Regions from separate parts of the Mus musculus genome. Here region 2 is linked to region 1. A link is a contact called in ENCODE Hi-C data. All regions are on one chromosome and are shown on one strand. The core of a region is the stretch at or near the end of the contact, and the rest is flanking DNA. Distances in the headings are between cores, read along the strand shown.

Region 1 (4,985 bases), core at 857-3,356:
TGCAGCTTTCCATTGTTACTTCCATTGTGTTGTTTAGAAAGTCTACAGCTTCAATGCAGCTGCATCTGAATAGTAACTGAATAAAGGGCGTGACATTTTCTCCTTGGCCCATTTGGATGTGGCAGGATCGGTGCTGCAGCTGGCAGAGGACTCTTCCGAATGAGCAGAGCAGGAGAGAGAATGCAGCTGCCGATGGGGCGGGAGGTGGAGGAAGTACGCTTTTTATGTTCAGCTGATAAACTCTTGGGTTGTTCACCTTGTGTTTGCATGTGCCCCAATTAGTAATTTCCAGTGGCTTGCCTAGAGGCACTTACTTACCTAGAGGCTTGCCTGTAGTCTTACCTAGAGGGTTTGTTTATTTATTTATTTATTTATTTATTTTGTGATATCATTTTTGTAGCTTTGACTATAGCAAGATTTTCAATGGAGTGTAAGTTGTGTTTTAAGGGAAAACAGTTTGATCATGAAGTTTGCAAATAATATGCTAAAACTGAATGATAGGATTACAATGTCATAGCGATATAATGGTAAGAAAATGTATTTGTTTATATCTCTATATATACATATATATGTATAAGTGCATGTATATATACGGCATATTACATAGTTAGTAGAACATTTAGTTTGGGCCCATGCACAGCATCCAGTTAGCACTTACACAGCTTACCAATGAAGGTCACATAGTTTTGCTTTCACAGATGTGGACCGTGAGGCTACGTATGTTTATTTTCACATTTCTGGGAAGCAGAAGGGATGGATCTGGTCAGTGGCCTCCTCAAGCACTTGTGCAGAACAATCACATTTCTGAGTGTGTGCCCTGAGGATATTTGAATGTTGCTACTTTTCTGTTGACTCTCTGTCTTAGTTTCCTTTCCTGTTGGCTGTGACACAACATCCTGACCAAAGCAACACAAGGGAGAAGGACTTGACTTGGTTCCCCATCATCATGTTGGAAATTCAGTGTCAGGAGCTGGCCACATTGCATCTGCAGTCCACAGACAGGGAATGGTTCCTCTCACAATTACCACGTGTCTTCTCTAGGCAGTTTACACAGTTAAGACACTACCCACAGCATGGCCGGAGACCCATCTCCTGGATAACTCTAGGTGCTGTCAGCTTGGCAATGAGCATTACCACAGTGAGCTGCCATCGAGTTGCTTGAGGGTGAGGGTTTTTCTAGGATGCTGGACTATTCATGCCAGAATGACCTTGGTGGGACATGGAGAAGATGGCCACTGTTCCCTTGTACACTCTGGCAGAGACCAGGTAGGTAAGCACAACCTGGAAATGACTGAACTGTCTCGTTATCCTTCACAGTGTTCCTGTGTTCCAGTCTGAGTTGTACTGTAGGCTCCCTATCGGAAGGAATAGAATATGAGAAGACAGTGCAGAGACCTTTGAGTTCCTGTCTCCACCCGTGCTCTTCCTCGCAGTCCTTTAAAGAGATGGAGATGAATTATAGAGAAATGCACAGATATTTATGTCCTTCATGAGCTGGCAGAGCCATGTGACTGCAGCTCAGTGTGGGCCATAGTGCTTGCTTTCAGCCAGATGTTGCCACCTTGGCTTTACCTTGGTAGATTTTAGTATCTTGTGGGGGGGGGGGGCTTTCATCCCTCATGTGACCCTGAAACCTCATGTGAACCTCATGTGAGCTGTTCCTCTTCCACTACAGAAAGTCAGAGACTCGAATCCAGTATTTAGCAGTTATCGAATTCCGTGGAATTAGAAAACTTAGTGATAAAGGTGCCTGGTTTCGAAGGGCAATTTGCTGTTGCAAAGCTTCTGCTTCTTTGGGGGGCCTCCTTCAGATCTCATCACGTCCTGTCGGATGATCTGCCTAGAGAACCTGGCCACTGATAAGAGGAAGCCTATTTGATCAGGCTTTGGAAAAATCAGAATAAATACCTTCAAAACTGATTTTGTGCTCTCATTGAACCTGAACATTTGTTTTTTAACCAACTACTTTGCAAATTTGGCCACTTAGTTTTGCAGTCTGTTTTGGCCTTAAACGGCTCGGGTACAGCAGATGGGAGGTCCTGCTGTTTGCCGTGATAACTGACTCTGGAATGCTGTCCTTGGAATGGCTTTCAGTGTGACGTATTCACGCACTATTCATTAGCCAATGGGGTAGGAGAGGACCCCTTCCTTAGAAGACAACTCTTCAAGACTGACCAGCCTCACCCTTTACATGTTAACACTCTAAAAATGATTAAACACTCTGAGGGAGTCCTTTAAAGTGACAGCTGCTTGAATGTTCCTGGTGGTCATCAGAGGAAGTGGCCTCAGCTGGCGGGAAACTTTCCTTCTCACACAGAGCCAGGATTAGCAGCATCTGTTATTATTATTATCATCTGTTAAACAGTGATATCTTTGAATAGTTTTAGGAATTCAGGGTTATATGCCTCTATGGTAGAGGTCTCAGATGATGGCCTTTTATTTAAAATCGTGTGTGTGTGTGTGTGTGTGTGTGTGTGTGTGTATGCTGGCTCATGCTGTGTATGTGCCTGCGTGTATATTTGTGTGTGTGTTCATGTATGCAGAAACCAGAGGTCAATGTTGGGGTGTCTTCCTAAATTGTTTTGTTATTCTTTGTGGCATGGATTACTGAGCCTGTTTGACTGGCTGGCTAGCAAGTTCTAGAGAACTACCAGTCTCTCCCTCCCAAGTGCCGCTATGGCCATGGCTGATTGAGATGTGAGCTCAGGGCCTTGTGCTTGTGTGGCAAGCACTATACTGAGGAGCCACCTCATCGCCCCAGTTAAGCAGCTCTCAGCCCTGTTTTTCTTTCTCCTTTGGCTTTATTTAGTGTGTCTCACTGAATTTGGAGTTTGCTATTTCAGCTAGCAAGACAGACTAGCTAGCAGACAAACCCTGGAGTGCGTCTGACTCAGGCCCTACAGATGTCTGTGCACCTGGCTCTTCCATGGGCAGCAAGGTCTTTACCCTGTTAGCCATTCCTAGCCCTGTATTCTTGATATTTTAATTTTTTCCTGGCTCTTTCTGTGCCTCCAAAAAAAAAAAAAAAAGCCAAAAGAGAAAGAGAAAATTGCTGGCCTTGAGGATGAGCTGGGATGGGATCTTGAGAACCCTTACATGCCTTGAGAAGTGCATGCCTTGGGTCTCCTCTGAGCACAGCCTCACATAGCTTTTCTGTATCTCCACACACATGGTATAATCTGAAAAGTCATAGCTCTTGAATTTACCTTTTATGAATCTAGCTGGAGTCCATCTTGGGTTGATTTTATACCTGTTCCCATCAGAACCACATGACAGTTTTTTGGCTTCTTGATACCACTTTCCATAAACCCAAAGTTCAGGGCCACAAATATATACTATAACTAAATATTAAGGTAATATCCTAGTTCATACCTAAAACCTATTAAAACTTGTCATAATCCCTGTTCCCCTCTACTCCCAGTATTTACTAGTTCTAATCCACTCAGATATAATTCTTGTTTTAAGAATATTCTTAATTGTATCTATATTTTCCTATATAATAATCCACTCTTTAGCCACAAAAGAGGAATGGAAAACCCAATTTTATGTGTTATAAATGAGACATGTTGTTTTGAGGTGAGGTGAATTGTCCTGTAGAATTGCAATGCACATCATCTTCCAAGATTTAAACCTTACCGTGTGAGGAAGGTTACAGTTGAGATGACAAGGATCTACAGAGTAAATCAGTGTTAAGTCCCTAAGCAGCCACCTGGTAAATGAGTAAGAGTTGGTTTTCATATCTAATCCACTCTGGTAAATATTGTGGGTAGAGAGAAACTAAATCAAAATTGTTCAAGTGGAGTTTTGGACACTTCAGATGATTTTCTCTGTGTCTACGTCTTCACATCATGTGATTATGATATGATATGATAATAAAGTGGTGTCTGTAGACCAGAATTGGCCAGCTATGGTCTACGGGCCGAGTCAAGATGGTATTTATTTTGGTAGGTGGAGTCCATTGAAGGTTTAGCATACCCATTTGTTTCTTTACTGCCCTTGGCTGCTTTTGAGCTACAATAGCAGATTGGAGTTTTTGTAACTAAAGACATTTGGCCCTTAAAACTACAATGTTTGTTATCTGGCCCTTTCCAGGGAAGCTTCCAAAACCTTGGTTTCGTCTGAGGCAGCAGGGTTATGAATTGCACTGAGGGAATCCTAAAGTCCCGAGGGTAGACCAGTATCTTTCCTAGGGTAAGGTTTAGCAGGCTTGGGTATGTAGCCCTATGACCTCTGTTTCATCCAGAGTATGTCGACTGCCCTGTTTGCTGTTAGTCTTCTGTGTGTGACTTGATCAGAAGAGATTATTGTCTTGTATAAAAATAATGTCAGACTTACTGATCTGAGAGCACAAGCAGTCATTTCATAGAGAGAGCTTTACCTACTTGATTGTAAATTGCGATGGGAACCTTAACAGGAAGTCTCCAATCAAGGGAAACAAAATCATTGATGGGAATTTGGAAACTGGGATAAACCTGTTAAGTATTGACCTACTGGAAACTGCCTTTAGCTCTCCAGCTACTGTATCTGTCTTAACAAGCTTAAGGCGGTACCCTTGATGCCCGTCCACAGACCAGGTGTCCAGTCTAAACCCTAGAATAGAGAATGCATAACGGCAGGAGAGTGTATCCTACTGCAGACAGAGGTAGATCAAAGGAGGGGAGTGTTTGGAGTGGTGGGGGGGCTGCCTGAGAATAGATTCCCTGTACTCTTCACTGTTTCATGTGAGGGAGGAAACAAACATATTTTCTGAGATCCAGAAATGCCTAGAACATATGAATCCTTGTGAATACATACATACACACACATACATACATACTACATTCATACATATACACATACAGACATGTACATACATATTCTAGGGCAGCTTAGGGAGATGAGCTTCTGCATCCTCAGTAAGTTCCACTCCAGTGGAGAGGGTGGCGGGAGTTGGGTGTAGACAGGAAGCTCGTGTGAAGAGGAAGCAGCCATGCATCTCAAGCCTC
Region 2 (4,985 bases), core at 1,761-4,260, 140 kb after region 1:
AATGCCCCAAGTTTTCTAGTATCCCAGGTAACCCAATCTTTTCACACATCAAAGACATATATCCTAATAACTGAAGTTAAAAGGTGGTTCTATTTGCTGAGTTTCCCAAATATCACCAGGTAGATATATTATAACTTATCCCTGAAAGGGAACTTTGCCCCTTTATAGAGCCTCATCGGTTCCTCACGGGGATGCAGGCTGAGTATTTATAGTAGTTTGGGATTTGGTCTCCAGTGGTTTAAGCTAGGTCTTTTGTGTTTAATACTCAACTATTTTGTATATTTTAAATTTTGTCTTGATCTCTCAAAGTTCTTCCTTAAGCTACAGTATATAAAATATACGTGCAGCTTCTGGGAGTCCCATAAGTGCCTCATTTTTCCTTTGAAATCTTTATATATACACTAGCTTTGTTTTGCTAATTTTCCTGGATTTTCACCCTCCAGATGTGTCCCATTCTGTTACCGACCAGCTGTGCACATCACATCTCCAGCTCTCTGAGCCACCCAGAGAAGGGTCCATAAACACTGTTCTAAAGGGGGAATGTCACAGTGTCTTGAGTCCTTGACTTTTTGAAAATGAAAGATGATGTTTCAAATTCCTTACAGTGAGAGCCCATTTGGGCATCCTTAACCTTACTTTACAGATGAAAGGAAAAGTGGTGTCATGTACTAGATTAGTCAGTCAGCTTGTCGCTGTGACTGGACACTCAGTAGTGGAAGGAAGGGTTACTCTGGTTCACAGGTCAAGGGCAGTCTGTCCAATACAGCAGAGAAGTCAGGGTAGCAGGCCTTATGGTGACTGATCACATTGCATCTGTAATTAGGAAACAGAGATATGTGCTGGCTTTGGGCTTGCTTTTCTCTTATATCTAACCTGGAATACAATCTCAATCCGTGGTGATGTCTACATTCAGGTGAGTCTTAGCCCCTCAGTTAAACTGTTCTGGAACTGCCCTCCTGGACACACTCAGATGCATGTTTTCACGGTGATTCCAAGTTTAGTTAAGACTGAAGATTAACTATCCCAATATCTTCACTATAAATCTGGAGGGGACCTGGGAGGAGCTTCCACTGACCCCTCTTGTCACTGTTGCCATTGGAGATGTTGATGGCTGTGTCCTGCTCTCCTGAAACATTGATGAATAAGCTATGATGAAGCTTGATGCCATGCTCATTGTTACTGGAACCTTCCCTAACCAGTTTCTGGTGATGAGTGATCCCAGTGCTGGCCACTAGCCTCTTCCAGAGACATCTCATCTTAACTTGCCTGCCACCCTCTGTGCAATAACTTCTCATTTGTAGTATATGTGGCAACAAGAAGGCTCCCCTGGTATTTATGATGTGATGGAGGCTGGCCCAGAAGATTCTACACCGACATGGTTCCTTCTTCTTGATGGATCAGGAGAGTTTAGGGAAGATCTGAAGGTAGAAGGGTCAAGAAATCTGCTGCTGAATAAGGCATGGACAATGAGGAGTAATTTCAGGATAAATGGGCCTCCCCAGAGCTTGAATTTGCTTCTCTTTGATCTTAAGGTTAGAGGCTGGTCTGCAGGCGGTCAGGTACCCACTGGTCTCTAGACACTGCCAAATGTATCTGGGGGCAAGACAGATCTGAGTAAGAGCCTGTCATCAACGTGTTCTATGGCTTAAGGTTTACAAGAAGAGCAAGGCAGAGAGCTTACTCAGCAGATGGTAATTTTTTTTTTCCATCTCATAAGAGGAGGAAGGTTTTGCCCACGTACACAATAATGACTTTTGAAGCCAGGACAAATTTGCAAGGTGCTTCTTCTCAAGAACAAATCTGTCCATGCCACTTCTATCTGCTGTCAAGACAAAATCTAGAGTCTTTAGTGAGGCTCAGTTCATCTGTTTCACTTTAGCTGTCCCCAACAGTGCAGATCAGTAGAACTCCTCAGGCAGAACAAATTGTCTTAAGGTTCTTAAGCCAGTCATGCGATCTCCAGGATCGAGATTTGAGATCTTCTCTGTCTCTGGCCATCCTTTGAGCTTACTCCCCTCTGTCCCTTGGGCCATAGCTTCATTAGCTCCTCTTACAGACAGATGCCACTCATTCATCTTAGATGAACTTAGATGACACTATTCTATCCTTTATTTGCTCATGGTAAAAGACTTTTGTCTGGCTTGCTTATTGGTCTGTCTTTCTGAAGAGGTTATCAGCCCACTGATGAAGGCAGATCTCTCTCTTCAGAACTAACACAGACCCTGGTGTTTATAAAACAAGGGATTGCCAAGTATTTCCAAATATTATTAACCCAAATTTTGTGAATAATACCACCCACCACCTTTAATGTGGTGCTGAAAATGAGACCACAAGCCTTGAACATGCTCGCTAGGCCAGGCTCTACTACTGGGCCACGTCAAGGCTGTGTTTATGCTTTTTTTCTTTTTAAAGCAGGGTTTCAATTAAAAAATAAAACAACCCCCCTCACTTATTCATATTAATGACTTCAAGAAGCTAGCTGGGCTTGTTGGAGGAGAACTCCTTGGTTTTCAAGAAGAAATTCCAGTTTTTGTCTACTTTAGAAGTTTAGAATATCAAAAGGACACAGAATGGCAGTTTCTGCTTTATTTTTCTATTCAAAGTGAACCTTTTCTTCAAAAAACTCTGAGGCTGGTAGACTCTTGTGTCCCTTTAAGTTGAATTATCTTAGTGTACTTATCTTTCATTTTTTTCTTTTTTTAAAAAAATATAATTCTGATATATTTCCCAGAAGGTGTGGGAGCTGGTAGATACGCGGGGTAAATACAATCCACAGAACTCTTTACAGACTCTCAGTGTTTTGTTCTTTGTTTTGGACTTCATTATTTGCTTGCTTGTTTGTTTTTTAATGAAAAAAAAACAGTGAAAATGAAAAATATAATGAAAACATTTCATGTAATAGCTCAGCTTTCTACTTTCTTATGAGCAGTGTGACACTCTGTAGAAAGCCTGGCTTCCTCTTGGCTCCCTCAGGCTGGAACTGAGGGGCATTTGGCTGCCCCCTGGGGTAAGAGCCTGCTCTGTAGCCAGCTCAGGAAGCACACAGCCCAGGTTATTCTTTACTCGGAATCTCCACAGCCAGGCAGCTTCAACTGCAGTGTTTAGTCTGAGTCATGAGGTAAAGGGAGGGAAAGGCTAGCCAGCCTGTGGATGAATAAAACATGAGTGTAAGAACATCCAGGTGACAAGGATCCTGTGACAACTGGTATTCAAAGTGTCCCATTTTTATGGATCCAAAGTTTACCAAAGAAGCCAACTAAAATCTATTTGCTGTTCCCCGCACCACCACTGGTTGCACAGGGTTGAAGTACTGGGATGCTTCTTGGCCAAGACAAATGCAGGTCTGAGAGCAGACCTTTCAATGCTCTCTCTCTTCTGTGGCTCGGAGAAACCCAATTTCCTCTGGCTGGAACATTTTCATCTCTAATGAATGACTTCCTGCCCTTTATTCGGGGGCACAGCACTCTAATGGCTTTCTCAGGTCCTGATTTAGGAGGCAGAGGAGCTTAGGTGTTGGAAGAACTAATGTTTTCATGACCTATCCCGTTCCTGTGAGATCTCGGTTGAGTCCTCCGCTTTCCATCCCTAAAATAGGAGAGATGATGCTGTCTCTCACTATCAGGAATGATGCAACGATCTTAAGCCGTTCAATAAATAGTAGTGTTTTGTTATGGTTACACTATTGTTGTTTTAAGTGGAAGCTGGAATGAGGCCCCTCAGATACTCTCACGGGGCTTCTAAAGCGCGCACGTGAATGTGAGGATCCTTTGAGGGAAAGCACGTGAATGTGAGGATCCTTTGAGGGAAAGCAATCTTTCCCGTCCATAATGTGTTGTTGTCCCGCCTGCAGACGCTCTCATCTTCCTCGGTGACAAAAGTGGCTTTTGTGGTATCTATGTCTTTGAGGTGGGAAAGGAATGTGAAGGTCATGCTGAGGTCCTCATGGCCACAGTAGAGATTCAGAGAGCAAGCAGGTCCTGTCTGCCAACACTGACCTCATGGGGATGTGACTGAGTCTCAGTGGGGACATCATCCTGTTCCATGAAATAGAACTCTATTTTCATAATCTTTGCCGAGATTACAGAGAACAGAATTTCATCCATCTATGCCTGGAAAATAACTCTGCACTGAGAACTTTGCCAAGAGGAGAAAAACAGAGGAAGAATATTTTTCTCTTCTCTCTAATTTGATTATCCCAAATTTCTTTGTTAAAGACAATTGTCAAAGATATGAAAATGGTTTTTAAGTCCATTCTCTTGTGACACTGTCTTCTGAATAATTTGGATAGCATGTGTAATCCTGAAATAACCAAGAGTGTTTTTTTTTAAGCTTTTACTTTACTTTGATAAAGTTTAAATATATTGCAACTTAATGATGTTAATGAAATCATTAACATAGTGGGGGAAATAAATAGTGGGGGAAAAGGATCTATAGAGAGGATACACATGAGATCACCCTAGTTTTTGATCTTCTGAGGGGACACATTCAATAATTTCTTTCTTTTTTTTATTTATAGTTTTTTTTAATTATGTATTTTCCTCATTTACATTTCCAATGCTATCCCAAAAGTCCCCCATACCCTCCTCCCCCACTCCCCTACCCACCCATTCCCACTTTTTGGCCCTGGCGTTCCCCTATACTGGGGCATATAAAGTTTGCATGACCAATGGGCCTCTTTTTCCAGTGATGGCCGACTAGGCCATCTTCTGATACATATGCAGCTAGAGACACGAGCTCCGGGGGGTATTGGTTAGTTCATAATGTTGTTCCACCTATAGGGTTAGCTCCTTGGGTACTTTCTCTAGCTCCTCCATTGGGGGCCCTGTGATCCATCCAATAGCTGACTGTGAGCACATCCACTTATGTGTTTGCTAGGCCCCGGCATAGACTCACAAGAGACAGCTATATCGGGGTCCTTTCAGCAAAATCTTGCTAGTGTATGCAATGGTGTCAGCGTTTGGAGGCTGATTATGGGATGGATCCCT

Evidence for each region. Hi-C counts contacts between places; a loop is a spot of excess contacts on that map.
Region 2: a map of adrenal gland shows a loop between it and region 1 (2.6-fold over the local background). The contact joins two enhancer-like sites. A Hi-C loop is called at or near these places in 2 of 37 maps with a recorded cell type or tissue (adrenal gland and gastrocnemius).

What each region holds. Positions count from the first base shown.
Region 1 is chr14:27,798,851-27,803,835 of GRCm38, forward strand. All of the region lies in intron 4 of Erc2 (ELKS/RAB6-interacting/CAST family member 2), which reads left to right. Among named protein-coding and RNA genes, the nearest start is that of Gm45645, 40 kb to the right of the region's middle. Within about 2 kb of position 2,107, at least 1 of the 3 ENCODE cell types and tissues checked has a DNase peak (open chromatin) inside an H3K27ac peak, as active enhancers do; it is gastrocnemius, where a contact is called at or near this core.
Region 2 is chr14:27,942,417-27,947,401 of GRCm38, forward strand. The region is part of intron 7 of Erc2 (ELKS/RAB6-interacting/CAST family member 2); the gene reads left to right. Among named protein-coding and RNA genes, the nearest start is that of Gm34996, 68 kb to the left of the region's middle. Within about 2 kb of position 3,011, at least 1 of the 3 ENCODE cell types and tissues checked has a DNase peak (open chromatin) inside an H3K27ac peak, as active enhancers do; it is gastrocnemius, where a contact is called at or near this core.